Linked DNA regions of Homo sapiens: all the other regions are linked to region 3. A link is a loop called in an ENCODE intact Hi-C map of the cell type or tissue named here. Cell type or tissue: endothelial cell of umbilical vein. All regions are shown on one strand. Links, peaks and the distances in the headings refer to the core of each region. The heading gives the core; the rest is flanking DNA.

Region 1 (6,332 bases), core at 526-5,525, 290 kb after region 3:
TGAGGCAGTGCATTCTCCCCATCCCATGAATGATGGGGCTGGACAGAAGACATCAGGGACAGCAACTCAAACCACTGGGCAGGTGGGGCTGAATGGATGGGCAACACTGGCCGTGCTCAGGGCTCTGGGTCTTCCTTGACAGTGCAATTGTAATACCTCCATCCTTCCATCAACCCATCCTCCCTATGGTGGACATAGGTTGTCTGCCTGCCCAGATACCATTCTACCTCCTTCTAGTAACAATACCTCCATTTTCTACCTCTCCCTCACTATCAGTTGTGTAAAATCAACCCCACTCTACCCTCCAACTTCAGAGACAGGCTTGTGACTAGGCCTGGCCAATAAGAAAACCGGCCATGTTCTAGCCAGCCATGGTGACTCACACCTATAATCCTAGCACTTTGGGAGGCTGAGGAAGGAGGATTATTTGAGGCCAGGAGTTCAAGACCAGCCTGGGTAACATAGTGAGACCTTGTCTCTACAAAAATTGGCCAGGCATGGTGATGCACACCTGTAGTCCCAGCTACTCTAGAGGCTGAGGTAAGAGGATCGCTTGAGCCCAGTGAGCCACGATTGCACCACAGCACTCCAACCTGGGCAACAGAGCAAGATCATATATGTATATATATATATATGAGAAAGAGACCCACATCCCTTAGTGATCCGTTCAAGAGTGATCAGTTCAAGGGTGAAAATGTGGTCTGAGGCAGGCAAATTAGAGTCAATCCTGGAACTTCTGGGGGAAAGAGGCACTTTCTTTCTCTTAGTATGGAAAGGCAGATAACAATATATACCTGAAGCAGCTGGGAGCCACCCATCAAGCAGGCCTGTTTACAAAGGATGCCAATGTAAAGAAAAGTGGAGTTTAGAGATGAAGGAGAGATGGAGGGAGTCAAGAGGACCTTGCTGAGCCCCTAGACCGAGTCACGAGTGAAGAAGATACACTCACGAGCTGTTAGTTACATGAGCCCACACATTCCTCTGTGTGCTTAAGCACTATGAGTTGAGTTTCTTGCCATTTGCAACCTTAAAAAGCCCTGCCTGATGCACATCCCACCATTTGATGTTACCAACAGACTCTAATAAGGCTGAGGAAGAACCCAGGGGCCCCATCCAAATACCTCTAGGCTGCTTGAACTCAAATGCTTTTGAAATAAGGATGGTTCACTGTGGCTGTCAGATGCCACACATCAAACCTGAAAGGAAATTCTAGCCAGGGAATGCTACAGATGGCAGCTCACCACGGCCCCCACCACTCCTTATTGTCTTTGTCAAGCCCATTTCCTCATTTACTTTACCTGCCTGGTCCCTTTAAATACATAAGTTTACCATCCCTTATTAGATGGATAAATAGATAAATGGATGGATGGATGGATGGATGGATGGATGGATGGATGGATGGACGGACACATGGATGGATGCATGGATGCATGGATGGATGGATGGACACATGGATGCATGGATGCTTGGATGGATGGATGGATGCATGGATGGATGGATGGTTGCATGGATGGATGGATGCACAGATGGATGTATGGATGCATGGATGCATGCATGCATGGATGGATGGATGTGTGCATGAATGAATGCATGCATGCACAGATGGATGCATGGATGCACAGATGGATGCATGGATGGATGCATGGATGAACGGATGCATGGATGGATGCATGAATGGACGGATGCATGGAGGAATGGATGGATGGATAGATGCATGGGTGGATGCATGGATGGGTGCATGGGTGGATGCATGAGTGGATGCATGGGTGGATGCAGGGATGGATGCATAGATGGATAGGCAGACAAGCAAGCAGTTATGTAGTTGCAAGTTGAACCTACACACAAATAGGCATGATACAACTAAAGAATTAAAACGGCAGCCCACTGCAGTCAGGGGGCCATCTGACAATATAGGAAAGGAGATAACTATAGGCTTACTTCTGTATGGTTTTGGGTGTCTGGAATAACGGGAGATGACTCTCTGGGTAGCACTCACCCTGTAGTTGTGCTCCTCCCTCTCAAGCCACAGTGGTTAACACCACCTTACCAATAGTGCAGTACAAAGAGAAGCCAGTCCTGGCATTCACAGGTAGCTGTGAAAAGCTGGCCCTAAAAGGCAGTCTCGCTCAATCCCCAGCATCTACTTGGATCTGGGCAGGCAGCCACAGAAACAGAAGAAGCTACAGAGGATGCAGGCACTGGGTTTTGGTGTCTGGACATGGAAGAATTGCAGGCCAATATCCACAAATGTATCCGTGAGGCTCTGGTCTTGAAACAAGGATGTGAGGACCCCAGGATGGCTGGTGAGGGACACTAAGTGGCTCAAAGAACTGAGAAAAAAATAAAAACATAGCAGCAATAGAGACCAGAGTCCGAGCCAGGACAAGGCCTGTCCCTCAGCCACCTGGCTGAAGGCATCATCATGACCTCAAGGAGGTAACTGGTGAGTCATACAGAACCACACTGTGCACTCTTCACCATGGTTTATATGCTCACAGTTCAGGCAATTGCTTAGAAAACTGCATATCGTTCATGCCCCTATGAATCACTTTCCTCCTTTTGTTGTCTTTGTGAAGTCATCACAAAGTTCTGAGTGGAAGAATTCTTCCAGGGACTGCCAAGGAGTGACACTGTAGCCAGGTGGGTTCAGCTCTCACTTTGCTCAGGATATGGGTGTCCAGTGGCGACAGATCAGGAAAATAGCCCCATACTAAATGGTGCCTGGACAAGGCCCATACACACTTGGATATGCTGTCCTGAACACAAGGCACAAGACACAACACGGGAGGACCTTTCATCTCATGTCTCTTACAGCCAGGGACTGAAGGTGTAGGACAGTAGGAGAAAATAGAGTTTCACATAAAACACCCCAAGGACATCAAAGAAGGCTAGCTGCCAAGAGGTAGGAAGAACTAGATTCTTAGGGACTTATCCTTGGGGATTGATACCACCCCTGCCAGGCATCCACCTTTGGGGTGACTCAGAGCCAAGAAAACAAAGGCATGGGATAAGCCATGGAAAACAAATTCCTGCTGAGTAGCAAAGAGAGTGGCACCAACAAGTGGCACCATGTGAGTGACAAGAGCAAGCAAATGCTCACACAGGGACAGCTGGGTGTGCAGGGCCATCACAGCTCCCCCTACCCCCACCACCTGAACACTACGAGACAAATGGGACTCCTGGTTTCTGCCCTCAACATGCTTATATTTGAGAGAGGCCACAGGACCAGCGAGTGCAGAGTCATGGCGAACTGTACACAACCTGGAGTCAGGAGACCCATGTTCTCACCCTGTTCTGTTGCCTCGGGGGCCCTGAAGCCCATCGCTAAGTGTTTTGGGCTCCAGTTTGCTCATCTGTCAAGAGAGAACCCTTCACACAGCTCCTAAGTGCTGTGAGTCCCTGTCTCTCAGACTGGCTAATCTCCAAGGGCCTGCCAGGTCCCACATGCATGCTCTTGAGAGTCACATAGATATCAAAGCTCAAAATTAGCTCCTGGGAGTGGGAGCAAAGCTTCTGAGCCCCCAGCCCCTCCTGTGAGCACATACCTCAAGGCACATGCCCCCAACAGCCCAGAACTGACACATTTTTGATAGTTCCTGAGTACATGGATTTCCAGCCCTGGAAATGTTTGTTTTAACTTACCAGGAGAAAAGAATTTGGATTCTTTTTTAAATATACACAAAGGGAATACATTTGTATATTTTCAGATACAAAGTGGATGGGAAGCAAGGCTAAAGACTGTTCTTTTCCCTTAGCTCATGTGAGTGCTATTCCTCACGGTGAATTCTCCAAAGACCATGAATGGCAGAGATCTTTGATCTCCCTTCTAGCCTGTCTCGATGTGATAGCCTGGACATGGGCAGCTATCACGCCACCCTTCAGAACCTCAGCACTTCAATGACCACATCCTGCCATCATCACCCCCATGGAGGTCCAGGGCCCCTGCCCCACTGCCTACCTCTCCACCTGTGCCCACCTCTCCACCTACCCGCCCCTTGTCACATTGACAGATAAAATACAGGACTCCCAGTTAAATGCAAGTGTCAGATGGAGAACAAATAATATTTTAGTATAACATGTGCCTTCCTAGGCAGCACAACTGAAGCAGGCCCCTTCCAAGGATAGAAAAGTCCTCCTCTCTTCCTAAGTTTGTGTCCATAGAATCTCATCCAGTGGCCTTTCTGTCCCCTGGCTTCAAATGAAACCTGCCACTGCCTCTCTCTCAGGGTGAAGTGTGAAGACCGTGGCTTCCAAGGCCAATAGGCATGGAGGTAGTCATCCCATTCAGACGCCAATGGTTCTTAGTCAAAAAAGCTGCTTATGGCTGGAGTCAAAAACATGTCTAAGCGTGACTATCAGCCCCAGTGCAGAAGAGTCTGGGGAGAGGGAGAAACAAGAAACAGATATTACCACAAAACACTCCAAGGGAAATCTCACTACAAAAAAAGAGGTTGTTGCCTGGTGATGGCTGGCAATGGGCCATGAAAACCTAGTTCTGATTTTTAGATACAAGACACAAGCCCAACGTGTCACCCAGCCTGGATCCCATAGAGGTCACATGGACAAAACAGTACTTGAAGATCTTTGACCTGCCTAGGTGGGCAACTGGAGTGGAAGCTCCACAAGGGTATGAATGCTGTCTTTTGTTTTCCTCATCTCTATGGACTAGTCCATCTAGTCCAGGACTAGCCTCAGAGTGAGCATCCGATGATCGTAGGAAGACTGAATGAATGCGTGAACACATGAATGAATGCCTACATTCTCCAATATGTCCCAGAAAGTGTCAAGAGCTTTGTAACGCAAAAGGCTCTGAACAACTCAAATAAGAAACACAAACATGTGCAGTGAAAGGGCTAGGCCTGGATGGCCTGTGAGGTCATTGGCAATGTGGTGAGCCCTTGAGCCTGTCATACACAGGCAAATAACTTCACTGAAAGAATTTTAAACGCTACCTCCAACACCCTAGCTCAGCATCTATGGTTGAAGCCACCATGCCCAGTCATGGTGATAACCCCAGAAGGGAAGGGTGCAGAGACGCCAAGAAACAAGAACTTGGAGAGGACAATGAGGACCAAATGACTGGGGAAATAAGGGATGAGTGGGTAGGAATCCAAAGAACAGAATAGGAAAAATAACTCAAGATCCAGCACTGCTTTCCAGGACACACACACACACACACACACACACACACACACACACACACACGCAGACAAAGATTCCCCCCTTCCAGATCCACACTGCGTGCCTCCTGCCAGCCCCATCCCATCATCCTGTGACAGTGCTTCTTTGTGGAATAGAACAATAGGTACATTATGCCAACCTATAATTATCCTAGGAGAAGCGATGGCGAAGTCAAGGCATTATGTGAACACTGGAATACTGGATACCACCCCACCAGGAGCAAACAACAACAAAAACAACAACAATCCACAAAATCTCTAACGCAGATAAAGACTGAAAGCTGCCTAAGCCAGTGCCCTTTCACATTCATATGAGGGTGGGATTTTTTCCTTTTCACATGATTATTTAAGCACAAGGCCTTCTTTCATGGAATTGATAGAGTATTGGGGGAAGGGGCTGAGAGGTTGGGTTTGTTTGTGTTTTTGTTTTTTTTCCCAATAAGGAGGCAGAAAGTAGAGGAGGTCGTGAGCACGAGAAAGTGCCACTGCTAGGGTATGACACATAGAGCCCTCAAAGGTAGTTGAATCTGATTCAACTGAGTGAAATCATTTCATTAATAGAGATTCCTTCTCACTACTCCTGTGAAACTACTTTCCAGGGACGTTGGTATAAAATAGGCTGAGTCCTGGGAGGTGTCATGGAAGACAGAGACAAGAAATCAGAATATCTGAATTCTTATATCACAGCCACTAACTAGCTGTTTCCTTGATTTATTCAAGAGGTATGTGTTCCCTATCTGCCACATGCTAGGCATCAAGCTAGCAACAGAAGGAAAAAACAAAGCAGTAGTCACTTTCCTCTCGGAGCTTCAGCTTCCTACTGTGTAAAACGAGGGAGTCCCACAGCCCTGGACACACACACACACACAAACACACAGACACACACACACTTCTAAATACAAGGTGCAGCCCCAGCCTCCCACAGGACCTGCCTATACAGGCCATGACTGAAGAAGGGGGAAACCTGCAGCTTCTAAAACTGCACAGAAGGCTGGGCACAGTGGCTCACACCTGTAATCCCAGCACTTTGGGAGGGCGAGGTGGGCAGATCACCTGAGGTCGGGAGTTTGAGACCAGCCTGACCAACATGGAGAAACCCTGTCTCTACTAAAAATACAAAATTAGCCGGGCATGGTGGCAGGTAACTGTAAT
Region 2 (6,332 bases), core at 900-5,899, 260 kb after region 3:
AAAGGCAGCTGTATGTGAGCTATAAGGAGGACTCTTACCTGGAATCTGACCCTGCTAGCACCCTCATCTTGAACTTCCCAGCCTCCAGAACTGTGACAGACAATTATTTAAGCCAGGGGTCCCAAACCCCTGGGCCACAGAGCAGTACCAGTCCATGCCTGTTAGGAACTGGGTGGCACAGCAGGAGGTGAGCTGTGGGGTACAAGTGAGCATTGCTGCCTGAGCTCTGCCTCCTGTCAGATCAATGGCAGCACTAGAGTCTCATAGAAGCGCAAACCCTACTGTGAACTGCACATATGAGGGATCTAGGTTGCCCACTCCTTATGAGAATCTAATGCTTGATGATCTGTCACTGTCTCCCATCAACCCCAGATGAGACTGTCTAGTTGCAGGAAAACAAGCTCAGAGCTCCCACTGATTCTACATTATAGTGAGTTGTAAAATTATTTCATTACATATTACAATGTAATAATAACAGAAATAAGGTGCACAATAAATGTAATGCACTTGAATCATCCCAAAACCATCCCCTCCCCGACCCCAGTCGGTGGAAAAATGATCTTCCATGAAACCAGTCCCTGGTGCCAGAAAGGTTGGGGACTTCCGGTTTAAGCTACCCAGTCTATGCCATTTTAATACAGCAGCTGGACATGACTGAGGAAGTGTTTCTGGATGTTTCCCAAAAAAGGGCTAAGGAGGACAGGTGAGAGAGATTCCAATCCCCTTTCCTTCCACATTTTTTCTTCTTCTAACAAAGACAACAATAATAACACTATAATATCAATTTCAACTCAATTCAATGTTTAGTATTTGTCTTCTCTACTAGACTATAAACTCCATGAGGGCAGAGGCCACATCTGCAGAGCCACTGCACACAGACACTCAGGCTGAACAACTCCAGCAAGTACCATTCACATCAGCGTCAATATGAAGGCCACCCCCTGGAGTGGTGGAGCCCAGCACTCCTGCATACCTGCCTGGCCTTCTTGCTGATTTACCCGCAGTGTTCAGCACAGAGCCTGGCACATAACAGGTGCCCAGTAAGTCTCCATTGAAAAGCATTTGACAACTCACATTCCACTCACCTAGGGCAGGCATTTAAATTACAGCAGGAAGGCTAATGTGGCATGCTTGTGCACAGTCTGCAGAGTCTGTGACTGGCAATTTAAACTGGATGGCTGTCCACTTGCAGCTTCAGAAAAACATTGAGAGAATGTCTGCATTCACTCTCCTGTAGTCCTCATCACCCAGCACCTGGGACATTGCAGCACTGGGTGGCCTAACTGCAAGCGCTATAGCCCTACTCTTACCCATCCTGACAAAAGGAATTCTCCCTGAAACTCAGTGTTTAGTCTTTCAAACTCCTCAGTGTAGAACCCAAGATGGCTCCCAATGGTGCCCAGGTTCCTCTGCTGGGCTGGGGATGCACCCGGAAAAACTATGTATTGGGGTAAAGTGGAAAATCAAGACTTGGAATTGGTCATGTCTGAGTCCAGCTCCACCTCTTAATAGCTACACAACCCTCAGCAAGTTACTTACCCTCCCTGGGCCTAAATTCTACTACTCACAATATGGGTAATATAATCTCTACTTCAGACCTGAGAAAATTTAATAAGCTAGAACCTCTGGCACACAGACATAAAAGTCTGCAATCAATAGCCATTCCTTTCTCCTTCCCCAAAGTGCAGTACTTGCTGCCACTTTGTGGCATGACCCTCTGCCTGAGCAGGCTGATACCCACCATGTGATGCAACACTCACTATTGCGGTGTCCTTGAGGCTGTCGGGGACCCACTCAAACCTCTGTCCCAGGACAGAAGGCCTCTGGGTCACCAAGGCTGAGCCTCAGGCATCCAGGAGAGCAGGGCAGCTGATGCATGGTGACCCCAGCAATCCACCCAAGGACTGCCCTAAGCACAGAGACCACATCTGGCTTGTTTACTGCTCTCTCCCAAAGCCTAGTACATGCTGGGTCATGCCTGCCACATTGGGTAAATGATGAGTGAATGAGTGAATGAATGAATCCTCCTCTGACCCCCCTGCATATATGAAACAGACAGCCCTACCCCTGAATCTCAACAAAACACTTTACTTATATCCTTCCTCCCACCTGGAATTTTTGTATTCTGTCCTTGTCCTGGCTGATCTTAGCCTAGTCAAGAGCTGGCTGAAAACTTGCTTCTTCCAGGAAGGTTCACAGGTTATCTCTACCAGTAGGGTTTGCTCTCTGGCTTCTCTGAGCTACCTTATCTGTCTTACTTTATTTTTGATGGTCTTTGCCACCTTCCTTATCTCTGCTCACTTAATTAGATTGGAAGTATCTTAAAGACAGGAACTGAGAGCTATGTGCTTGCATGCTACCCAACCATGCACAGTACTGGGAATGTAGAAGCATGTGATAGATACATTGCTTGACTGAACTATCATGTCATCCTCAGCAAACTAATGAAAGCTTCACAGTTGAGAGGTGCTTGGAACGTTCTAACTTTCTCCATGGGAACATGAGGTGAGCCTGAAGTTATCTGGCTACTTCTCCAGAGCCCAGGATTAGGCATCTGAAAATAGATATCCTCCAAGTTCAAATCCTATTGAGTTTTTTCCCATATCCTTAAAAAAAGGTCACTTCAGCTCCTGAGATTTTCATTTCTCCATGTGCAAATTCATGCTACCCTGCAAGGTGCCACAGAACTGACATTCTCCTTCTCTGAACTTTACAAGAAGCTCACTGATTCTCAATGCTGCTGACATCAGACCTATGCCAGGAAAACCAGCTCCTTCTCTGCATGGGTAGAAATGCCCTTCTTGTGCTTAGTGAGAATGCCATCACCACATGCTCCAAAAGAATGCTCTCAAACTCAGGATTGTGAAAGAATCGCTAAGGGGTGGGAAGCTGTGCAATTCTGATTCTAGAGGCTTGGGATGTGATCCAGACATCAGCTCCCCAGTGATCCTGAGAAATTTGAGACTAGCTGATCTAAAGATAGCTCCCCAACCTCTAAAACAAGGGCATGAATGAGAGGGGACTTGTGTTGCTCCTCAGCCACCATGTTTGAATGGCAGAGCTGGACGGCCCAGTTAGCAGACTTTGTTTCATTCAGCTGGTTTTGTTTCTGTGGGAAAACTTCTTTCAGGCAGCTGGCATGGATTACCCTGGCAGCACTAACCTGCAGCAGACTAATCCCACAAAAGTCCTCATCCCTAACAAAATTGCCAAAAGCCCTGGTCAAGGCAAATGTATGAAGATCTGACATCCTTAGTCATTCTGTGGGTGGCTCTGACCTTCAAAACATCTCAGGAAGGGCACATTGGGGACAAAGGTATCCCTTGGGAAAGTTATGTCCGACAAACAGCTTGAACCCTAAAACATCCATCATGACTTCGATGTGGCTCAGTCTGATGTTCAGGCCCAGTAGACCCAATAAATCCCTTTTCCAGCATCTACCCTGGTGAAGACTTTTCAGGGACTTATTATGCAAAGCTGCCTAAGCAAGACAGAATTTATATTGAACCTGGCCATGATTTCTGAGCCGCCACTGGGTGTTCTGATGACATACACATCTCGAGGTTGAAGTCAAGGAGCTGCCAAGGACAAGAGACTGGTGGCAGGATAAAAGCAGTGTGATTCCTTCCAGTAAATAATGGTGGGGTGGCGGGGGAGGTGGGAAGGGGACGCTCCGGGGAGGAAGAGGACCGTAGCTTTTCTTGTACCCAAGGTTTGCCTTTCAAATGGCATCCAGACGTGACCAAATAAATCTCTCCTCTGGAGGCTAAAGAATGTGTAGAATGCAACAAAAGTGAGGTGGTGGAGAAGCCTGCTTTATCTAGGGTGAATCATACCTAGAAAGAAAACATGCATCCGTCACAGAAATTTCATTGATTGAGAAAATATTTTTAGTTTCCTGGTCCACAGACTGAGTCCTTCCTGAAACTCTCACTATGAGCTGGGCACTCGGATGTTGCCTCCTGAGTGTGATCGCCTATAGAAGCAGACTATTGATTAGAGAAAATTCTTAGACAAACAGATCCCCAGCCCTCATCTTTGCCACTGGAATGCAAAGGGTGCTGCCCTCCCCAGTAAAGGGAATATCGGTCTGGTATTTAACACGGCCACAAAGAACATGTTGTTCTATAGTCAATTCTCTATACAGCAGCCCAAGTGATTTTTTTTTTTTTTTTTGAAACAAGGTTTTGCTCTGTTGCCCAGGCTGGATTGCAGTGGTGCAGTGGAGGAGTGTAGCCTCCACCTCCCAGATTCAAGCAATCCTCCCACCTCAGCCTCCAGAGTAGCTGGGACTACAGACACACGCCACCACACTTGGCTAATTTTTGTATTTTTTTATAGAGGCAGGGTTTTGCCATGTTGCCCAGCCTGGTCTGGAACTCCGGGGCTCAAGCAGTCAGCCCGTCTCAGTCTCCCAAAGACCTGGGATTACAGGTGTGATCCACTATAACCAGCCCCAGTGATCTTTTAAAAACAGAAATCAGGGCTGGGCACGGTGGCCCACGCCTGTAATCCCAGCACTTTGGGAGGCTGAGGTGGGTGGGTCACGAGGTCAGGAGTTCGAGATCAGCCTGGCCAACACAGTGAAATCCCGTCTCTACTAAAAATACAAAAATTAGCCAGGTGTAATGGCGGACACCTGCAGTCCCAGCTACATGGGAGGCTGAGGCGGGAGAATCACTTGAACCTGGAAGACAGAGGTTGCAGTGAGCCGAGATTGCACCACTGCACTCCAGCCTGGGCGACAGAGCGAGACTCCATCTCAAAGAAAAAAAAAAAGTGGAAATCAGGCCATGGCATTCTCTCCTACTAACACCTCCAATGTCTTCTCACTGCACTCAGAGCAAAATCCAAACTCCTTCCCATGGCTACAGGTCCCCAGGCTGGCTGGGCTCACCTTTCCTGCTTCATCCTGTCCCCTGCCTCCTTCCCCGCTGGGCTCCATCCTCACTGCACTCCTTTCTGTTCCTCTTCTATACTAAGGGTATCTCACCTCAGGACCTTTGCATATGCCATCTCCTCTACCTGGCATGACATGCTTCTCCCAGATCTTCTTGTAGCTGACTGCTCCTCTGAGATGTCTTCTTAGGTTCACCCTATCTGGAAGTAGCCCACCCCACCCCAACCCTGCCCTACCCTTTGCTATCTCATATACTTTATTTTTTTCATAACACCACTATCAAAGTTTTTCTCTTTGCCTACTGATCATCTATACACAACTAAATTGCAAGTGCCACGAGAGCAGCGTCCTTGTCTCATCAGATTCCCAGCCCCCAACGCAAGACTTGGCACATAGGAAATGCTCGACACATATCACTCAACAAAAAAATGAAAGCTCTAGGCCCACCTGCAACTGACAGCTTGAATGATACCGAATCCTGGCCTTGTAGAAGGCTGGAAGTCAGTGCTGGCAGGAGACCCCCAGCACAGGGAATAAGAATCACACAGCTGCCACCACCTGATTCCTGGCCCTTTCTGCCCAACACAACATAAATGACAGCAGGTCAGTGGCACAGTCCACAGTCCACACTCAAATCTTGATCATGGCCACCCACATACCCCAAACCTGGAGAGAGACTGGGGTGAGGTAGATAAACGATGCCATTCAAGACATCAGACATTGCTTTCTATGCCCAAAAGGCACATTCCAGGCCTGATATTGGCACCGGAAACTAGCAGTGCCAGAAGATGGTCTCCAACATACCCATCCCATGTCCCTCAAAGGGCCTCTCTCTGGACTAACCTCTTCTGCATGGTCTTTCCTGCAGAGCTGATCCGTGTCCTCCTGCAGAGCCCTGGGCCCACGGGTGGTGCCAGGGGCAGCGGCAGGATGGGGGTGGGGCTGCTTGACAGGAAATCAATGGGAACTGAAGGTCATCCGGAGGGCGCAGTCTCCCCATCACGCACCTGCTGGCATGGGATTTGTGGTCCTGACCTCGCTTGGGGGCCTCTGCCCTCCTGTCAGAGTTGGTTAAAATCAGCCTGCAGAAGCAAATGTCCTGCACACCAAATGATCTCCAGGCAGCCCTTCTAAGGGACATCCAGCCAAACAAAGAAGCACTGAGTCTCATTTCACCCGCCGCAAAGTTGAGAGTCACCCCAATCTCTCTTGGCAGCCTCCTAGGAAAACTGTCTCAGACCTGCCATTTTTGGAGGCACATACTTGTAAATAGAACAAAGCCAGACTGACCAAGAGGCTGGTTATGTCCCCAAACTTAAGTTGCCTGGTGGTGGAGGAAGTAAAAATACACTGGGAACCAAGATGACTGAAACTGAAATCTTGAGTGCACCCTAGAAATGCCTAAATCTGCCCTCAACACCTCTACATGCCA
Region 3 (6,332 bases), core at 987-5,986:
CCAGTTAAGTAGCCAAGTGGCTGAATTTCTATCAGAGCTTCAGAATGCGGAATGGAGGAGCCCCAAAGTGTCACCCTGGATCCTTTAAGGAACAATTTCTATGATGATGTAATAGAAGTTGACATCCCCTTTGATCAGTGTCTTCTGGGTGGGTCTGTGAGATGAGGGTGGGGGCATCATCTCTGTGGACTGGGTGGGGTATGACCAGCAGCGCATTTTGCTGAAGCTGTGAGCTCTCTGTGGCAGGGTCTACCTCTTTTTCTCCTTTTCTGACCCACCTGAGCTGGGTGCAGGCTCCCTTTGCACCGAGTGGACCCACAGACAGCTGTTTGTTGAGTGCCTTGGGAATGCTCATGGCTTCTGTCCACAAGGCAGGGGCCTCACAGCTCTGATGCAGGGAGCTCCGCTCAGTTTCTTGGCCTCATCCTTCTTCCTGCTTTGTGCATTTTCCCAGAATAATGACAGTCACTCCTTCCCATCTTTGCTCCCTCTCCCACATCTCCCCTACACAAATCTTTGTCCTCCCTGGCTTGACACCCTCTGCTGCACAGCAGAGAATGAGTTAAAAATCAAAACCCACAGCAAAGAGTGTCCCCCGTACATTTTTTGTGAGCTGTAACATCTCCTGAGAGAAGGTAGTTGTTCTTCTAACCTGCAGATTGATGATCCGAGTTCCACACAGTGTCGGCTGAAGGGAGAAGCAATTAAAAGAGAACACAGTGGGGCACCAGGTTCATCTCGAGAGCTCTTGTCTCTGGCAGTTGCCCTGAGTCCAAGGAAGACCTCAGAAGGTTCACTAGGCCCAGCAGGATCCACCACTTACCAAACCCATGATTAATAGGAACAGAGGTGACTCCCACGACACCACAACCATCTGCAGTGTTTCAGTCACTGCCCAGTGAACAGAACTCAGCTTCAGTGGTGCTGGGGGTGGTTACTAACGTAGGCACCCCGGAATTTTAGCCCCACCGGGAACTAAACCAAGTTTAAGCTCTGCTGCCTACGTCTCTGGTTGACCAGCAGAGGGCATAGAAACACTTTCTTCTCTCCTGGAGTTTGCTTTTTCTCTGGGAGCGAACCAAAAGCTGTATTTTCTAACCCATGAAAATTCTAGTTTATGAAAAGATATGTAAACTGGTGACTGAGGGCCTGCCCAGACCTCCTGGTAGGATGGAGAATGATCAAGGGCCAAATGGTTTGTCTTACCCAGCCAGCCTTGAGAAAATCCTCTTCCTTGAAAGCCTCTAGGGAGAAAGGAGGCTCCCACTGGGGCAGCCCCTGGATGGTCCTCCAGCCCTGTTCTCCACTGCTTCGCCCCAGTGGTATCTGAGCCCAGGCTGCCTCGCTCCAAAAGCTAGTTTCCCCGCCAGCATTTCTAAGTCATGAACACGGATCAAATGCCCGCACAGGGGCTGCCTCCCTACTGCAGCTATGACAATTGGCAGAGACCAGGGGCAGGTCAGGACAGGTGGTCTCCCAGATATTAGTCCTTGTGGCCTGCCAGTCACAACGGCCCTTCTGCTGCAAGCCATGGAGGCTCAGTGCAGGATGGATGGATTTGATGCAGCTGCTGGCATTTCACTCCCTGCCGCTGCCCTTGGGGAGGAGCGGTACCTGCAGGTTTTTTATAAGAGCAGAAGCTTCCAAAGCTTCAAGGGGCTTCCCATGGGCAGCAGATGTGCAGAGAGGAGCTGCTGTGGCTCTCTGCAGCGGGGAATGTGGCCTGGGCTCTGAGTTCCCAGCTCAGGCCTGTGGGGCTCGAAGATGGCCAACACTAACCAAAGCCTGTTCTGAATTTCAAATTGACACAAAGGTTCCTCAAAACCAGTGATGGTAAACACATACGGGATGTCAGGATGCTGCTGTGACAGCAGTTTTGCTGTTGCCTGAGAGAGACAAGGCAGGTCAACTCCAAGGCAGACAGAAGGCCAGGGAGAGTCCCCAGTGTGTGCAGGGAGAGAAAACTGCTGTCTAGGGAATGTTACCCCATACCTTCCCCCTCTCCCTTCTTGCCCTTTCCCCCTCCTTCCCTCCCTTTCTCTCCCCTCCCCTTCCTCTTCCTCCAGCATGCCTGTTGTTTTCACTTGTACTTAAAAAAATTCTTGGTTTTATGTGACAAAGAAAACCTTTTTATTTTTACATAAAAGTTTATTAAATTTGATTCCGCGGCCTGGTGCAATGGCTCACGCCTGTCATCCCAGCACTTTGGGAGGCCAAGGCGGGCGGATCACTTGAGGCCAGGAGTTCAAGACCAGCCTGGCCAACATGGTGAAACCCCATCTCTGCTAAAAATGCAAAAATTAGCTGAGCATGGTGACATGCCCCTGTAATTCCAGCTACTCAGGAGGCTGAGGCAGGAGAATAGCTTGAACCTGAGAGGCGGAGGTTGCAGTGAGCCGAGATGTAGCCACTGCACTCCAGTTTGGGTGACAGATCATGACCCTGTCTCAAAAAAATTGATTATGAAATTTGTATTTCCATCAGCTCCGGTCATCTCTATATCCAGCTGAGTGATGTACATTTTCATGTGGCACCCAAATCATCCTGCAAAAAGGACCCTGAGCCCTCAGGAACCGCAGGGAGCCTGCAGAGCTCCCAGGGTCCTCAGGGCCTTCCCACAGGGGCTCAGCAGCTCCTCCTCAGTGCTGACAGAGGTGACAGAAAGTGACCTCCCATGTGGCATTGATTGAGGGGGCAGGAAATCACCCAGGTGTCATCCATTTGTGTGAGAAGTTGCAGGGGCCCAGGGGGCGTGGGAAGACGCTGACCCAGAAGGTTGCTTCCAGCCAGGGATTCAGCCCAGACGGCCTCCCTCTGTGAACCTGGTTCTCCTGTCTGCCTAGCATGGGGCTGAGGAAGCCTCACTGACTTCGTCTCTGGACATTTGACCCCTTCTGGGCCTTGGAAAAGCCAACACTGGCTTCTTCCTATAGAGCCAGGTTCCCCGCATCTTTCACCTACTGGTCAGACATGGCCTTCCAGGCAGAGAAAGCCTTGTAGGTACTCTCACCAGCAGATGGCCATTTTCACTTGGCAAGCCTCCCGGCCACTTCCTTCTTTTCACAGCAGACCTGAGAGAGTGGACAGAGAGCCCTACAGAACCTAGGGCAGGCCTGGGAGATGGAGGAGACCCATGCCCCAGCTCAAGAGTCAAGGGCCCACCTGAACAATGAGGTAGGGGAACAGCTCCTTTCAAGCCCTTCCTTCCCCACCCTCTCTGGACTCTGGATAAAGAAACACGACTGCTTTCCTCTCACCCAGAAGCCAGAAGGACCTGAGCACCCAGGACTTGTGGCTGTCAGAGAGCTGTGGAAGGGCAGGGGACACCAGATGGCAGCAGCAAGAGCTGGGCGGCAGCATCTGCCCAGGCCACCTGCGGAGAGAAGGCTGGAATCCGAGGGATCACACTGGGCCAGCATTGAGCCTGTGGCCACCACACTGACCCCTCCTCAGCTCCCCCTCACAGGACCTGAAAGCATTTCTGAGTTAAGTCTGCATAGGAAGTTTTCCAGAGCCATGCCACATATCCCTCCATCCACTCAGTGCCCATTTTACAGATGAAGAGAGAGGCACCCAGAAAGGTACACCAAGGCAAGATATGGCGTAGACAGGATGAGGGCAGAGCCAGCTTCCTGATCTGATGGAAGTCATGAAGCCTTCTCTGCCTTACGCTTGGCTCTGCAGGGTCGCTGAGAGGTTCCTTTAAGGAGATCATCAGAATCCTAAATGGCAAAAAATGGCAAATCAGGGGAAGAGTTGGAGCCCAGCATTTGGGGACACACACACACACACACAGTCGTCTTGCCTTGCAGAAATTGGGTTGCATTACTCCAGTCTGCCACTGAGTGGCACCTTTGGGCCATGCACTTGGCTCCAAAGACATTTCTCTGAACAGCAACAGAAAAACATGTTTAACCCTAAAAAAAAAAAAAAAAGAAACAAGTACATCTTACTTTGGATGAAATTTGATGACAGATTGAATGCACTGTCTGCACTTTCCACCACGTCATGTTTCAGCTTCGCTTGTCCCTCCCTTTCTGTTGACTAGACTACCTGTGATTCCCGCTGCTCTCGGAACCAGCACAGGACCTACTCTCTTACTCACTGATGGGGGAGCTGGCCTGTCCATGCACAGGGCAAAGGATATGACACCCAGACCTGGATCCTGCTGCAAGGCTGCCTTGGGAACCATCCTTAAGACCCGGTAGCTGTTGTCCAAGCTTTGGCTCTGGCTGCTGCTGCTCTCAGCAGAAAAGAGCTCACTGCTCCCATGCGGATGCTGAGGGATTAAACAGAGGCAAATACGGAAGTGAGCAGATTTTTCTCTCTTGCTCTCAGCAGAAGGAGAACCATTCTGCAGAGAAGTTTTCAACATATGCCTCTTCAGCATTGCTCCAGATGCGTCCGTCTTCACTCTGAAACCCATATATTGAGCACCTACTATTTGCCAAGCACCGTGCTGAGCACTGATGTGAATTGGCTCAGTTTCTCCATCTATAATAGGAATGGCTGGTTCATTCTTACACAGATAGTCTTTATGATTCCAGGACACTGCCTGCTTCTGGGATCTCTCCTCCATTTTGATGCCATCACTTGATCCCAACTAGATTTGACAAAGGGTCTCACACTGTCTGCATGGTGGCATGTATGTAGCACTGGGGTTCTCAACCAGGAATGAGTTCATCTCCCAGGGGACATTGGGCAATGTTTGGAAACATTTTTAGTTGTCATAACTTGGGAAGGGGGGTTGCTATTGGCATCTAGTGGGTAGAGGCCAAGGTTGCTGCTAAACATCCTACATTTCACAGAATAGCCTCAACAACAAAGAATTATCCAGCCTGAAGTGGCAATAGTGCTGAGGTTGAGAAACCTTCATGTAGAAGGAGAGAAATCCCGTTCTGATAACGAGAAGCACATTGATCTTTTAATATGCAATTCTTTTCTGTTCTGCACCATAGGAACACCTTTGATGTTTTCACAATCTCCATGGTCTTTGCAGCTCATGTAGTGGCATCAGGGCAGGCTGAGAGATGCAGCAGAATGGGTTTCATGGGACATCAGCTCTGGGGCCATCTCAGGCAACATCCCGATGCTGAGCCCCCTGGAACTGACTGTGTTTCTGCTCCCACTTCAGGTTCTGGCTGGCTGTCCAAGATCTTAAGAAACAACCCCTACAGGATGTGGCCAAGAGGGTAGAAGAAATCTGGCAAGAGTTTCTGGCTCCAGGGGCTCCAAGTGCAATCAACCTGGATTCTCACAGCTATGAGATAACCAGTCAAAATGTCAAAGATGGAGGGAGATATACATTTGAAGACGCCCAGGTTTGCTTATCTACTCAAGTGGTTGTCATAAGGTGTTCATTTGTCCCCTTCATTGCCTGACCTATTAACACAAGTTCAAGGCATTGTGGGTAGTTAAAATTTCAGATTTGGTTATTTTTAAGTTCATCAGTGGAAACCATTTCAGATAGGCGCACAGCAAAATCCCAGGATCGTTTTCCTAGATGGGTTATGTATTACATAGAAACCAAAATGTGCAGTTATATGCTTTATTTGTTCCAGGAAAGCCTCAAAGTGTTTTACAAAATCTGAAGGCTTGTAATAAGTCAGTGATAGAATCTGGAAACCAGAACACAGCATTGGGGAAGTGGGTGTAGTGAGTTAGCAGGGCCATGAGTCAAACCCACATCTGTCTACCTCTGAAGCCCACACTGATAACCACCTCTCTACACTGCTTCCGCAGTGATCTCCAGCTCTGCAGTGAATATTTTTTAAGCACATCTATATTCCAGGCTCTGCGCTATGTGATAAGATACCACAAAGAACAGGCAAAACCCCTGTTCTCACCGAGGTTGAGTGGGAGACAGACAAGTAAATGGGCAACTTCAACAGTGTGAAAAGTGCCCCAAATGGGTGAACCCTAGGTTAAAGCAAGCCTGCAGGAGGGACTCCCAACCCTGTAGGACACAATTAAGATGCTCACAGATGCTAGTGATGCTGGCTAAAGAAACAGGAACCACCCTAACCAGCAGACTAAATTTTGACGGCTGGGAGGTGCCATTTCTAAAAATAAGCATTGGGTTGGTTTCTTACTTCCTGGCCCCTAATTTCTATTTCCTGTCACCATCCCACACCCAGTGACAGGGCTTAAGATTTTGCTTATCTCCTTGACCCCACTTACTTCTCTCACCTCTGGGGCCCCCAGTAGAGAATTTGGGTGGTTTGCCCCTTGCAGACATTATTATCTGATTTAGGAAACTCAGTGTAGCTGCACCAATGCAAATAATGGCATGAGAACAGTGTCCCTTATCATCCAGAATTACCTTGTCATTT
Region 4 (6,332 bases), core at 300-5,299, 130 kb after region 3:
ATTCTGTAAACAGTGGGGACTCCTCGGAGGTTTTTAAGCAAGAAACTGATGTGCTTGTACCCATGCTTTAGAGAGATGAGTCTGGTGATAGGTCAGAAGGCAGATGTGTTGGAGATGGCTGGGGAAGGGGGACCAGTCACTAAATCCATCTATTCAATGAGTTTGTATTGAGCACTTGCAATGTGCCAGGTGCTGTGATAGATGCTGAGCAATGGAAAACAGACAAAATCCTACCCTTCTGGAGCTTACACTGTAATGAGGGGCATTAGTCCAGGGCAGATCTAATAATTGTGGGGATGAAAGGAGGAAACATTTGAGAGGTAGAATTGGTCAATAGGACGTGATACCTGCTTGAATATGTGTGTGAGGAAGAGGCAGAAGTAAAAAATGGCATCAAGATTCCTAGGTTGGGCCACAGAGTAGATGATAAAACTGTTAGCAGAGATGCGACTTGCAGAGTATAACAATGGATTCAAACTGGGCACATTCCATTAATTGTGCAGATGAAGATGCCCAGGAATTGGTGTGAAAATGTGGGTCTACATTCAGGAGACAAGACCAGGCTAGAGATATAAATTTAGAAATCATCAGGTTTGGGTGGTAGATGAAGCCTTGGAAGTTGGTGAGACATTCAGGAAGAGACCACAGAGCACAAAATAAAAAGGACCTAGTTAGGGGTAGAGGGAAGAGTAACCATTGGAGTTGAAAGCGTTAAAGAGCACCAAGAAGAGAGTCCACTGAGAAAGCTGGAGACAATGTGGTCAGAAAGGGAGAAGTATCTGGAGAGAGGCACCTCATGACATCCAAGGAAGAGGAAGGGTGGCACCACCATCAAGTGACAGATGAAGTAAGATAAGAAACAAAGAGAACGTGTTGCCCTGGGTGAGCCATTGGTGATGAGAACTAACACAGTCACTAGTAGCAATGGGCCCTCATGCCTCTCCAAATCACTGATGGCTTCAGCAGCGCAGAGAGAAGAACTCATACACAGATGGCCTCACAACATGCTTCTTCTGCCGCAGGCTTTGTCCAGCACTCTCAAGCTTGGAAGCACCGTGCACAATGATCTCAGGAACATTGTCTTTACCTAACTCCATTCACTCATAGCAGGAATCATTTTCTGATGTAGATTCTGGGGCCAAAGCTAGGCCCTGCCAGCCTCAGTTTCTGTCCTTCCCCCGGCGATGAATCAAATCCCACTGGAAGCCGTGCCTTTCTTTCTGACCTTGGATCGAAGATCTTCAGTCCTAGGTGACTGAGCCTTGCCCACAAGGCTGGGGCAGGTCCTGATGGAGGCTTCTCCCACAGCCCCAGAGTCTGATCAAGTGGCAGTGATGAAAATTCTCCAGGAGGGAAGTTGGGGCCAAAGGTAGGAGGAGCAGCACTGGGAGCCAAACGGAATGGTGAGGTGAGGACAGAAATGGTGGCAGGCAGCAATGTTGGTGGCTGCAGTGCTTTGCAAAAATGCCCACAAATTCCTTGGTCCTCCTCTTTTCAAGAAGTGGAGGCTATTCCCCTCTTCTTGAATGTAGACTGGGTTTAATGACTTGCTTTTAACAAACACAGTAAAGAGGAGTGACAATATGCAGTTTTGGAGACTAAGTTATAAAAGGCACTGTGGTTTCTGTCTTGACTGTGCACTCTGTCTCTATGTCTCTGTCTGTCTCCGATCACTCACTCTGGAGGAAGCCAGCTATTGTGTTGTGAGCTGCCTCATGGAAAGGCCCACATGGCAAGGAGCTGAGGGAAGCCTCTGTTCAGCCAGCAAAGAACTGAGACTCTCAACGCAGCAGCTCATGAGGACCTGAGGCCTAATGGCAACATGAGAGTGAGCTTGGAAGTGACTCCTTCAGCCCTGATGGAGCTTTGAGATGCCTGCAGCCTTGGCCAACATCTGGACTGCAGCCTCATGGGACACCCTGTGACACACCACCCACCCAAGCCATTCCCAGGTTCCCAACCCTCAGAAGCTATGAGATAATAAATGTTTGCAGTTTTAAGCTGCCAAGTTGGGGGATAATTTGTTACACAGCAATAGCTAACTAATACAATGGCAAAGGAGGAACAGTAAGGGGCCTGGCTGAACACCAGACATTTGACAGAACTCCTGCTTAGGCAGTGTCTGCATTGTGCTCCCAGCCACAGTGAGGCCCAGCACTGGGCTGGACAATGAAGGAGAGGAGCAGGGTTTGGGATTTTAGATCATTTATCTCTTCCATGCTGTTATTATTTTTTTTCAGTGAATCTCCTTTAAAAGAGCTAATAGTGGGAACAAAGATAATTTCAGTGGCAATATGAATGGGTGTGACCCCTCAGCATTTACAGCAAGGTGAGTGCATCTGCCTTCGGTTTCCTGGGTCCAACTTGTTTCCATGGCATGGCCCGAGGAGACTCACTGCACCAAAGAGCCTGCCGTCTTCCCCTCAGGCCTTGCCCTCCATGCCCCTGTCTCACTCTCACCCTGCTCTGCCTTCCTTCCACCTGCCTGAGCCTCTCTCACCTCCAACAAGCCTCCCCTTTAGGTTCCCCAGAACACAACCCCAGTGTTAGAAAGTCAGAGGCTTCCTAGAAGTAAGCCAAACTGATATGAGCAGAGGAAGAACCTGCAGCTAGTATTCTGGCCTAAAGAAAGCCATGTTTGGATACTTTAATGATCCTTATAACTTTTCCAAGGAAGCACCTTTCTATTGACTGATTTTGTTTTGATTCCCCGTGGGGATCCTGTGAGGTGGGCAGAACAGATAGGAACATTCCTGATTTACAAATGAAGAAGTTGAGGCTCAGAATGGCTCAGGCAGCCCGCAAGTAAGTAGTGGAGCCAGGGCTAGTGGAACATCCATGTCTTCACATTCTAATCCTTTGGTCTCTCACTACACCATGTCCTAGGATGGCCAACCCAAAAGTGGCAACCCAATGGCATTTCAGCTCCTTGTTTAAGCTGCTAAATATAGCAACATTTTCTCCTTGCATGCATAAGAAGTTTGCCAGGGCATGATGAAATATGTCACTGACTCTCTCCATGCCTCAGTTTCCTCCATTTGCACCACATAAGGGTGAACTAGCTGTCCCCTCAGGCCCCTTTAAGCCTCAATGCTCCATGCCTCTAGCGAAATCCCTCAAGAAGCCAGACTTGCTTACATGAGGCAGAGGACTGAGTCCTCACCATCTGGCAGTGACTAATCCTGGAAAACCCTGGGGAAGAATTGCTCAGGAGTGAGCCAGTCCAGCCCACACAAAGGGGCCTGGAGGCTGCAGGAAGTAGGTCAGCAGCCTATGGTGGTGTTACTGGGCTTCGGCTCCTGACAGAAGCTCCTCAGCCCCTGGCTGGAGTGAGGAGGGGTCATGCCCCCCGCCACCTCACAGTCCCACTCAGACTTGCCAGGCCAGCTATTCCCACTTGCAGCTGGGTGTCCAGGTCCTCCCTAGGGCTCCCCCAAGTGACCGCCCATCACCAGCTTTCCCTGTGAAGCCTCTGAGAGGAGCACAAAAGACGGCTGGCATCCAAAGCCAATTTCACACCACACCTCCATTACACTGTCAGTCAAGAAAGGACAGAAGTGTTCCCCACTCACCTTGTCTAAGAAAGGAACAAAAGAGCACACAGGAAGGATCCCCTTTTTGTCATCACAAGACTATACTACAATCGAGACACCCACAACCCCACCCCCACTGGAGACCCCAACGAAGCCTCACTGGCTCCTTTCAATCCTTTTCCCCCTTTCATTCTCCACCTCCCGATTTCCCCAAGTCATGAATTCACTTTCCAAGTTGCAGTGGCAGGAGAATGGAAAATGAGGATGATGATGGTGACAACCAGCTTTCCCTGAAGTCTCTCACCCAGGTGTCTTGAGCCCTGGAGACACCTGATGTCCTTCAACACCCTCAAAAAGAAGAAACAGCAATTGCACTGAGCCAACACTGCATACGGGAGAAACATCCTTGGAGCTCCATGGGAGTACAACAAAACCCGGCACCATCTGGCGTCGTATTACCTCTGCATGCATTTGCTTCCAAGCCCCAACATCCAGGCAGCACCGGGTCTGCACTCCTCCTGTATCTGTGATCACTAAACCCAACTGATAGATCTGTTTCCATCGGCCAAATTTTCATCTAAGATTCATCCACTTTTCCTGACAATCAAACAAATATTTATCCAACAAATTCCTGAATGAGAATTGATCTCGCTGCTTACTTAGAAAGCTAGAGGGGATGATTTTTACATGGGCTTTCTTTTTTTCCTCTGGAGAAATTAGAGAGTTGGAATAGTACAAGAGAAAGCAAATCAATGGCTATTTCCAGTGACCAGCATCTGTCTTCAGGTTTAATAGAAATGATGCCCTAAGACATATAGTCTATTTGGCCTATTCAATACAAAAACACCCATCAATATTAAAGTAGTGCAGCAGGAGGGCCTTTCCTGGTACTTTGTAAGGGTAGACAAGAGCCTCACAAGTGTTCAAAGATTCACGAGGCCCTTCTGGATAAGCAGTGACAAACTCCATTCCATAATCAGAGAAATGAAACCATCAACCATCTCTAAAATGGCTCTGGTTCACCTGAGCATTAGGTGTGAGAGAATTAGGAATACATCACCAGAAATCTGACCTCCTTTCAGGGATAGCTAAATATGTGGCACGTATACCACCATTCTATCCCATACCCAGGGCAGACATTACTAATCAATTCAACATTGTCTTCCAATCTGCATGGATAAGACCTTATGATCCTTTTCAGCACAGCACTCCAAGTGGCTGTCACTGGTCTAGAGTTTGCATACAAGAAGAAACCAACTTGCCATCCCTGAGCTAGGCACTATTAAGCTGAATAGGTTAAAAGTTTCATGTGAGAATTAAGGACTCACATCTTAAGCAGGTCACTGGTCAGATATATAACTTCTGTTTTCCTTTCCATGAGGCAGAAACTCTATCACAACAGCTAAGACCCAAACCAAATGGTGGCCATGTTTTGTGGTTGGACTCAAGTATTGCTACGGTCACATACTTCTGTCTTCAAAGCAAACAGAGATGCTAAGAAGGGATTTTTTTTTTTTTTTCAGAGATAGGGTTTCACTCTGTCACCCAGGCTAGACTAGAGTGCAGTGGTGCAATCTTGGTTCACTGCACCTGCCGCCTCCTTGGCTCAAGCAATCCTTCCTCCTCAGCATCCACGTCCCCCTACCTGCCTCCCCCAGTAGCTGGGACTACAGGTATGTGCCACCATGCCTGGCTAATTTTTAAATTTTATATAGAGATGGGGTCTCCCTATGCTGCCCAAGCTGGTAAGAAGGGATTTTTTAATGATGGCTAATATTTTTTCTACTCCACCAGCTAGAAGGCATCAACCCATTCCTCCTTAAGTAATTCCTCTGTCTTTCATTGCCTGCAGCATGAAGTAAGCTTCTTAGCATTGCAAGCCTCTTTGCTGTCTGGCCACAGCTGCCTTTTTAAGATTTCTCTTCTTTTCCCACCATGGACCCCAACCCCACCATACCACAGAAAAGTATTTGCCACATCCCACACCCTCAACGCTCCTACACCCCCCACCCCCCAAAAAACCACTCTTCTTTTTGACTTGCACTTTTGCACACAAAGGTCTCTCACTATCTCTCAACTCCCATTCATGGCCAAACCTGTCAAACAGGTTGTCTACACTCCGGCTACACAAAAGTGGGCCCATCGACCACTTGCATGAGCATCCCCTGGGGGCTGGTTAGAAATGCTCACCCCGGATCTGACCTAGGGACTGCAGTTTTAACAAGATCCCCAGGTGATTCGCATGCACAGGGTATTTTGAGATGCACTTCTCTAAACTCACTCCCTTTCTGGGACACCCACTCAGTCTTCACTCTCTCCACACTGACTTCCCTCCTCTCTTTTCCACCAAAAAAACTCTCATCAAAGGAGTGAATGTGTCCATGCAGATATGAATAAAAGAATAATAAACTACTACTTCCACCTTTTGCCTGTCCTGGGAACTTCTATTCATCCTCCAAGTCCAGTCCAAAAGACCTCACTTCTGTGATGCCTTCTCTACCCTCTAACGCAGATAAGGAAACCAAAGTCCTGGGAGGATGGGATATCTGCTTACAGCTCTGCAGCCACTAAGTGGAGTCCACCTGACTCCAAGCCCATGAGTGCCCTCAGCATCGCCAGTGCACTGCCTTTACGAAGTGCATCCAGAAAGATGCCCACAACCTCAGATAAAAGCCCTTTGGCCACTGTCAGGGACAGGACTCCAAGGCTGGAACCAGTAAAACAAGTCTGACTTTGCTGGTGGATGAGACCCCATGGAGGCTGCTCATAAATCAGATTCCCTTGTTTAAGTTCTTAGCC
Region 5 (6,332 bases), core at 934-5,933, 100 kb after region 3:
CGTGGCCTCTGGCAGAGAATCATAAGCAGACTCCCAAACCCTGGGAATGCTCAGAAATGGGGGAGGGAGCCCCAACCCCCAGACAGCTATGGAGCCCACCTTCTGACCACGGACCAGTTAGACTCTATGGCAAGCTGGGGTTCAGGTAGGGAGATTCATAGGCCTGAGGCAAATTAAAACAGCTGTTCCCCACCATCACCATCCTTCCCCTTCACCTGGTATCCAAAAGCATACTTTGGGGATGGGAGTAAGATTTCAAAACGGGCAACACACAGCAGGAAGAGGAGGAGCTCTGTCCACTTTGCAGAGGGGAGAGGAGCAGGATGGCCAGTCCCCCTCTTCCCTTCCCAGCTACTGGTGTCCTGGGCTTGGGGGACAGGGGCCTGGGGGCCTGACCCCTCTGGTAGCAGTGCCTGGAAATGCTTCACTCCCCAAGGCTGCAGGCATGATCCAGCCCTCCCTCACTGCCTTCTCTCCCCAGCTGGGTGAGGGGCTTACTTTGCCCTCAGAAGCATCCCTGAAACCCCACACAACCAACGGGCGGCCTCAAGAAAGAGGGAGCTGAATCAGTGTTCAGAACTGGGCAGAGGTTTGGCCTTTTTACAAAATAATAATAATAATAATCTGTTGCCCAGGATCACAAGCCTCAGAAAAAAAAAAAAGAGTTACAATCACTGTTCACTCCCACCTGCTGCCCTCCAGCTCCTTAGCTCGAGGATTTCTCCCTGAGGACATCCAGCTCTCTGCCTTTTTCCACCAGAGATCCTCACCCCTCCCAAATGCCCTCCCACCCTCCCTTCCCCAGGCACCCCTGTCTTTCTCCCTCCCCAGGAATGGAAGCCTGCTAAAAGGGACACCAAGTCACCACTGCTACCAGGAGCCAGGCCTGGGACTTGCGGCATCCTGTGGGAGTGTGAGCGTGGCTCTGGCCAGAGCCAACTTCTCCCTCGGGCTGAGACATGGGGACCCCCTGAAGAGGGGCTAGGAGGGGCAGCCGGGGAGTGAGAGAAGAAGGGGCTGCTTCTGTCCCAGCACTTCCACGACAGGCTAAAAACCAGCCTGGGGGGCAGGGATGTGGTCCTCAGGGCCCGCCCTGGGCCACGGGCGGCGCAACACCCCCTACCTCCTCACACACAGACCCAAAGAGGAGACTATAAGCCCCTCTTCTTTGAGTCCTGAGGCCTGAGGTTGCCAGCAACCTTTCTTCAGCGGCATAAAAGAGCACAGGTCTCCTCCACTTGCCCCGAAAGGAAAAGTAATAACAATCATCTCATTTTTCTTCCTTAAAACATCAAAACTTTTTAAGCGGAGGGTTGAAAGGAAGCGGGCTGTATTCAAAGCACGAATACAAAAATGCACCAGGAGTGTGCAACCCTCCAGGGTATCATGAAACCATCACTGTGAAACCCAAACCCTCCCCCAACTTCAAAACCTGTTCTCTTCCCCAGTTCTGGAGGAATCTGGCCTCCTTCCCTCCCTTCCACCCACCCACAGGCTCTTCCCTGGTTCCAGTCGGCTGGGCTCAGCCTGCCCAGGCTTCCGGCTTCCTACCTCGCCCTGGGGCAGGGACAGGAGCAGGGGAGCCTTGGGACCTGCTGGCTCCTGCTTCAGGGGCGATGAGTCAGTGAGGGGTTCCAAAGGAAAGCCAGAATGTCAATCTCCTAGCAGGAGCCCTGTTTCTATTTCCACATAATGTTGCCTGCACTGGATTTGCTACAGATCCAAAAAGCAGGGTTTCAAAAATGCCTACAGGAAACAGGATTTCCACTTCCGGTTGGGTCTGGCAGCCTCACCTCTCTGGTTTGCTGGAGCCACAGTACAGAGGGGTGAAGCCCAGCAAAGTTCTCCTGGCTGTTCCCAGCATTTGAGCCGGAAGACAACCACATCATTATCTCCATTTGGTGGCCTCTGCAGAAAATGACAATAGCTACCATGGAGTGGGGACCATCATCATGCCAGACCCGGGCCAGGATCTTTACCAATGTCACCTTGAATACCTGCAAAGACCATGCTGGATAGGCCATGTTTCCCCACCTTACAGACATGTGAAATGAGGCTCAGAGAGTTGAAGTCATTGGCCCAAGGTCAGTCAGCTAGAAAGTGGCAGTGTTGGTCGGAAAGTGAGCGTTACCCATGAACTGAAACAAATCATAGCCCTCTCTAAAAGTCACCTTTCCATTCTCAACTGCATTAATCTTATAGAAGGAGTATCCTGAGTACCTTCATTTTAAAGTCCCCAACCCCATGTACATCCCTCACCTCCACCCCACAGCCCATGCAAGTCATGATTTCCTTGGTCGCAGCCCAGCCCTGGCAATATAAACTCCCTTTGGTCACAAGGGAGATTTGAAGAAGACGTCTAACATTGGCTAATGCACACAAGAAGGCGGACATGGAAAACATCCGGAGTTCTTCCCAGACAAGCATGGCTCTGCAGTGCTTGTTTATGTAACATGATGCTTAAGAGTCCCAGTGTCACTCTGGAATAGGCAGGGCAAGTGTTACTATCTCCACTTTCCAGGTGGGCAATTGAGGTTCAGGGAGGTTAGGTGACTTGCCCAGTGTCACACAGCTACTCCATGGCAGAGGCAACACAAAAACTCTGATCCTTCACATGCATCCTATGATTCTATCTCATTCTCTGGGGTTCAAAAAAAAGAGACCAATTTAAAGTTTACCAACCCCGTCCTCTTTTGAACACAGAGGTGATAAATGTGACCACGGAGACTTTTGTCTGCTTGTAGTACCCTGACAGTGCCAGCCCACAAGCTGGCTTGCTATCCCCGCTTTCCAGATGGGGAAACTGAGGCCTCCAAAGATGAAGAATGGGTTGGGCCCATTCTTCAGGGAGTAATGAAGCTGAGAGGGGAACTCCGGGGCCATCCTAACGTCACTCCAGAGCCCTGACCCTCACCAGTGCAGGCAAGTTCCAGTGCCCTGCCTTGGCCTGGGAGACCCAGCTGAGGCTCAGCTTGTGTAGGCAGAGCAGACATGGGGCTGAGATCGAACAGGGCTGCCCTATCACCTGCACTTCTGTGGAAAACAAATTTGCACATACTCTGAAGAGGACGTGTGAAGTTGTAGAGCCACAGTTTGGGGTTTCGGACTTGCTTTTTAAACTTTTAAGCTATTGTGGCACTTGGGAACATTTGGGGAACTTTTTTTTCTAAATTTAAATTAAAATGACGCTCAAAACCAATTATTAGCCTTTGGAGACAGCCTGCTTTGGGTTTTGTGGGAAGAGAGAGAGCTGGAGTAGTCAGGAGAAAAAATGTGCCCCTCTGATGGAATGTCACCCTCCCTATCCCTCCCTGGGCCTTCAGGATTCAGACAAGCTCACCGACCAGCAGGCGGAAGGAAATTACTTATGAGGAAGATGAAAATTCCATCCGGTCGGGGGCCCTTTAAATGAGACCATTATGTATGTGTGTGATTCCCTCTGAGGCCACAGGCCCCTGCAGGAGAGTGACCCCCATCGCTTGCCACAGGTCACTCTGCTGAAGCGTGGGGGAGACCCACACTGCTTGGTTTCATGCCAGGCTGCCCTGGGTCCACTGGCCAAGAGCAATTAGCCTAGAGAGGAGCACTCCTGCCGAGGGACAGCACAAATACTGCGGCCGGGCAGAGGTGGCCCAACTAGCCCGAGTCTCCGGGAGCGTCCTCAGGAGCTGAAGAACTAAAAATAACCTGGGCCTTTGTTGTGAGCAGCCAGACCACAGAGATGGAGCTGATTTCAGAGAAGCCAAGCATGCGCGAGGGTTCCGCTCACCGAGACCTGCCCTTTGGGCAAATGATTTTTCCAGAAATATGTCAGTTATTGTGCTGCTGCTGCGATTCAAAGTCAGCCCAATCCGCTCCAGCCCTCGGGGCTATCTTCCAACACACAGAGTTCTCGGAAGCTCAGCCTCCCCACCTCTTTCTTCTAGACACATTTTTTTTTGAAAACAAGAGTCCTGCATGTTTGGGGAGCTTAGGAGACAAGAGCAGCCCCCGCACTGAGAGTTCTAAAATGTGGCCACCCTGGTCGTGAATAATGACCATGTCACCCTAATTATTTGTTTAGATAACAATCTTCTCTCCCCCATCCTAAAATTCCCAGTCAGGTCTCAGTAGACAATAGCGAACAAACACTACGTGGAAGGAAGAAATTACTTGGAAAAAGGAATTCAGAGCGTCGCATCAATACTGAAGGTTTCTCAAAGCTGCAGCCCCCTGTATCCAGCATTCGGACACATGATTGGGCAGCCTTCGCTCCCCTTCCTGGTTCTTCAGTCCCACCAGGAGAAGCTGAACCAGGTCTCCAGAACCAGGTGGGCTGAGAGGCAGAGGCTTGACCGTCTTCCTCTGTCCATAGGCCATGACTGGTCTCACCTAAAGGATGCCCCAGCTCTGAAGGTCAAGGAACCAGCCTGGCCTCTTGCAAAGTCTCTCCCGATGGATAACAAGTACTGACTGGCTATGGCGGGGCCTTGGCACCATTTCCACAATGTTTCCTCCCATGTCTCTGCGCGTCTCCCTCCCTCCCCGCCCCCATCTAGTAACTTTAAGCAGTGGCTCAAGACCAGGCTGGCTGTGGATGCCACTGCTGGGGTTCTAGAAGGCAACTCTTTGTCTCCACAGACACCAAGGAACAAGAAAGGGTTTCAAGACCCCAAGTCTAGAAGTTTCCAGTGAGGCTTGCCATAAACGACAACTTCTCCACAGCCCTTTGTTCCTCAGGTGAGAATTTCAGGATGCAGACCCTAAGCTGGGGGCACGGGGGCTGTGCCAAGATTTCTTGGAACACAATAGATAAAAAAACACCACACTACACACAAGTAATGGATGAGTGGTCAGGAAATGGCTTCCCTTAAAATGGGAACCAATGAGAGGGCCTCGGTGCTAGGGTAAAAGTGAGAGGGGTTCCACAGGGCTGGGGCCGGAGGTGTTCTCCCAAAGTGCAACTTCCTTCCGGTAGAGACAAGGAGGTGCTGGCTGAAGTTCCGTACATATCGGGGGAGGTCAGGAGATGCCTCACCCTCTTCGTTCCATGTGTCCCTGCCCCTCTGGGACTATTTCTTTTCCTTGCAGTTGGTCTGGCTGGATATGTGGGAGGAGGGCGCGTTCTGGTTTGAACTGGGCTCTGCTTTAGGATCTCCAGCAGCGAGTCACATTCTGTGACCTGGGGCCCTAGGCCTGGCAGCCAAAGGCTGAGGCTTTCTCTTTGAGCAGTTCCCAGCATAAGTGGCAGCTCCAGCTTCCTGCAAGAAATGAGACGGCTTTAGTAGCAGCCCCTCTGCTAACTCTGGAGCCCCACCCCACTGGCCCTAACTTCTTGTAAATCCTGTTTCCTTTGAACTTTGGCAATGCAGAAACCAAGTCCCAGGCCTGAAAACGTGCCAGAGTCTGTGGCTCAGCAGAAAGCAGGTGCTCAGAGGAGATGGGCTCAACTCTTATCAAGACCCTCACTACTAGCGTCATGCCTCCAAACTAGTGTCGCCGGGCCTGCGCCAGTTCTCCTGGAAGCTCACACCTCCCGGTCATCTCCACTGCATGTCTGGGAAAAACTTCCTTGGCCCTCAAGTTGAAATTTCAGCTGCTTGGACTGTGCCTCAGTTTCCTCATCTGTAAAATGGCAGTCGTCGTACCTACCTTGTGGGGTTGTGATGATTAAATGAGACAAGACATGAACATGTAAACCCATTAGCATAAGGCCTGTACCATAGTGAGAGCTCAGTAAGTGCTAGTAGTAGTAGTATCTGTTGCTGTTCTTATTGTTGACTTCATCATCATTACCTTCTGGGGGCTCAGCCACCGGGGGATTTAAACAGTACATGTGATAGCCTCGGTCACAGTCATCGCAGAAGAGTAGCTGGTCCTGGTGGAACACAGAGTAAGCACAGAGGAGGAGAGATTCCATTATTCGGGGCCAATGTCTGGCCCCCGCTTACCCATCAGCCTTATTTCCACGTCGGTCTCACTGGATCCCCTTTCCAGGCCCCACTTGGAGTCCTCACTGTCCCCTGAACACGCCTGTGCTTTTCCCACAACTGGAGTTTCCCCCTCTACCTCCCAGCCTATATAAATCCTACCCCCATTTTAGGGTTCTGCTCAACTCGTACCTCCTCCAAGACGCCTTCTGTGACTAACACCTCACATCCAAATTTAAAGGGATCCCTTATTCTTCTGAACTTCCAAAGCCAATAGCTCTGCTTCCAAAGGGCAGAAAATGTCTCTATTCTCCATGACTTTATATATTTGAAGATCTTAATTGAATTCTTCTGGACTCCACTCTCTCCATCTGTGAAATGGCCAACAGCTGTACTGGGATGAACCTCAGAACCTCTTCAGGG

What was found. Hi-C counts contacts between places; a loop is a spot of excess contacts. Peaks named below come from ENCODE experiments on the same cell type or tissue, not always from the same donor. Only the 100,000 strongest peaks of a DNase experiment are listed, where the experiment ranks them.
Region 1: it touches region 3 in a loop (7-fold over the local background); 6 of 110 quality-filtered maps call a loop at or near these places.
Region 2: a loop joins it to region 3, with 3.0 times the contacts of the local background. A loop is called at or near these places in 2 of 110 quality-filtered maps.
Region 4: a loop joins it to region 3, with 6 times the contacts of the local background. A loop is called at or near these places in 4 of 110 quality-filtered maps.
Region 5: a loop joins it to region 3, with 6 times the contacts of the local background. A loop is called at or near these places in 3 of 110 quality-filtered maps.

The regions. Positions count from the first base shown.
Region 1 is chr14:72,799,020-72,805,351 of GRCh38, forward strand. The region is part of intron 1 of DPF3 (double PHD fingers 3); the gene reads right to left. Among named protein-coding and RNA genes, the nearest start is that of DPF3, 92 kb to the right of the region's middle. In endothelial cell of umbilical vein, for the core only: no CTCF peak of the experiment used is centred there; a DNase peak (open chromatin) is centred at 2,522; H3K27ac peaks cover 1,711 bases.
Region 2 is chr14:72,778,069-72,784,400 of GRCh38, forward strand. All of the region lies in intron 1 of DPF3 (double PHD fingers 3), which reads right to left. Among named protein-coding and RNA genes, the nearest start is that of DPF3, 110 kb to the right of the region's middle. In endothelial cell of umbilical vein, for the core only: no CTCF peak of the experiment used is centred there; a DNase peak (open chromatin) is centred at 3,873; H3K27ac peaks cover 558 bases.
Region 3 is chr14:72,513,217-72,519,548 of GRCh38, forward strand. RGS6 (regulator of G protein signaling 6) reads left to right here. Exons shown (of 18, transcript NM_001204424.2): 15 at 5,135-5,321. It overlaps MIR7843 (microRNA 7843), which reads left to right and starts at 3,604; the gene lies at 3,604-3,682. RefSeq lists enhancers at 951-1,020, 1,555-2,055, 5,733-5,802, 6,273-6,332. In endothelial cell of umbilical vein, for the core only: CTCF peaks have their summits at 1,027 (motif pointing right), 2,988 (motif pointing right) and 3,839; DNase peaks (open chromatin) are centred at 3,045 and 3,865.
Region 4 is chr14:72,640,258-72,646,589 of GRCh38, forward strand. All of the region lies in intron 8 of DPF3 (double PHD fingers 3), which reads right to left. Among named protein-coding and RNA genes, the nearest start is that of MIR7843, 130 kb to the left of the region's middle. RefSeq lists an enhancer at 2,768-3,967. In endothelial cell of umbilical vein, for the core only: no CTCF peak of the experiment used is centred there; a DNase peak (open chromatin) is centred at 3,214; H3K27ac peaks cover 1,798 bases.
Region 5 is chr14:72,614,128-72,620,459 of GRCh38, forward strand. DPF3 (double PHD fingers 3) reads right to left here. Exons shown (of 11, transcript NM_001280542.3): 10 at 5,776-5,857; 11 at 1-5,240. The coding sequence ends at 5,170. It also overlaps a transcript of RGS6 not described here. Among named protein-coding and RNA genes, the nearest start is that of MIR7843, 100 kb to the left of the region's middle. RefSeq lists an enhancer at 4,549-5,748. In endothelial cell of umbilical vein, for the core only: no CTCF peak of the experiment used is centred there; a DNase peak (open chromatin) is centred at 3,484; H3K27ac peaks cover 1,800 bases.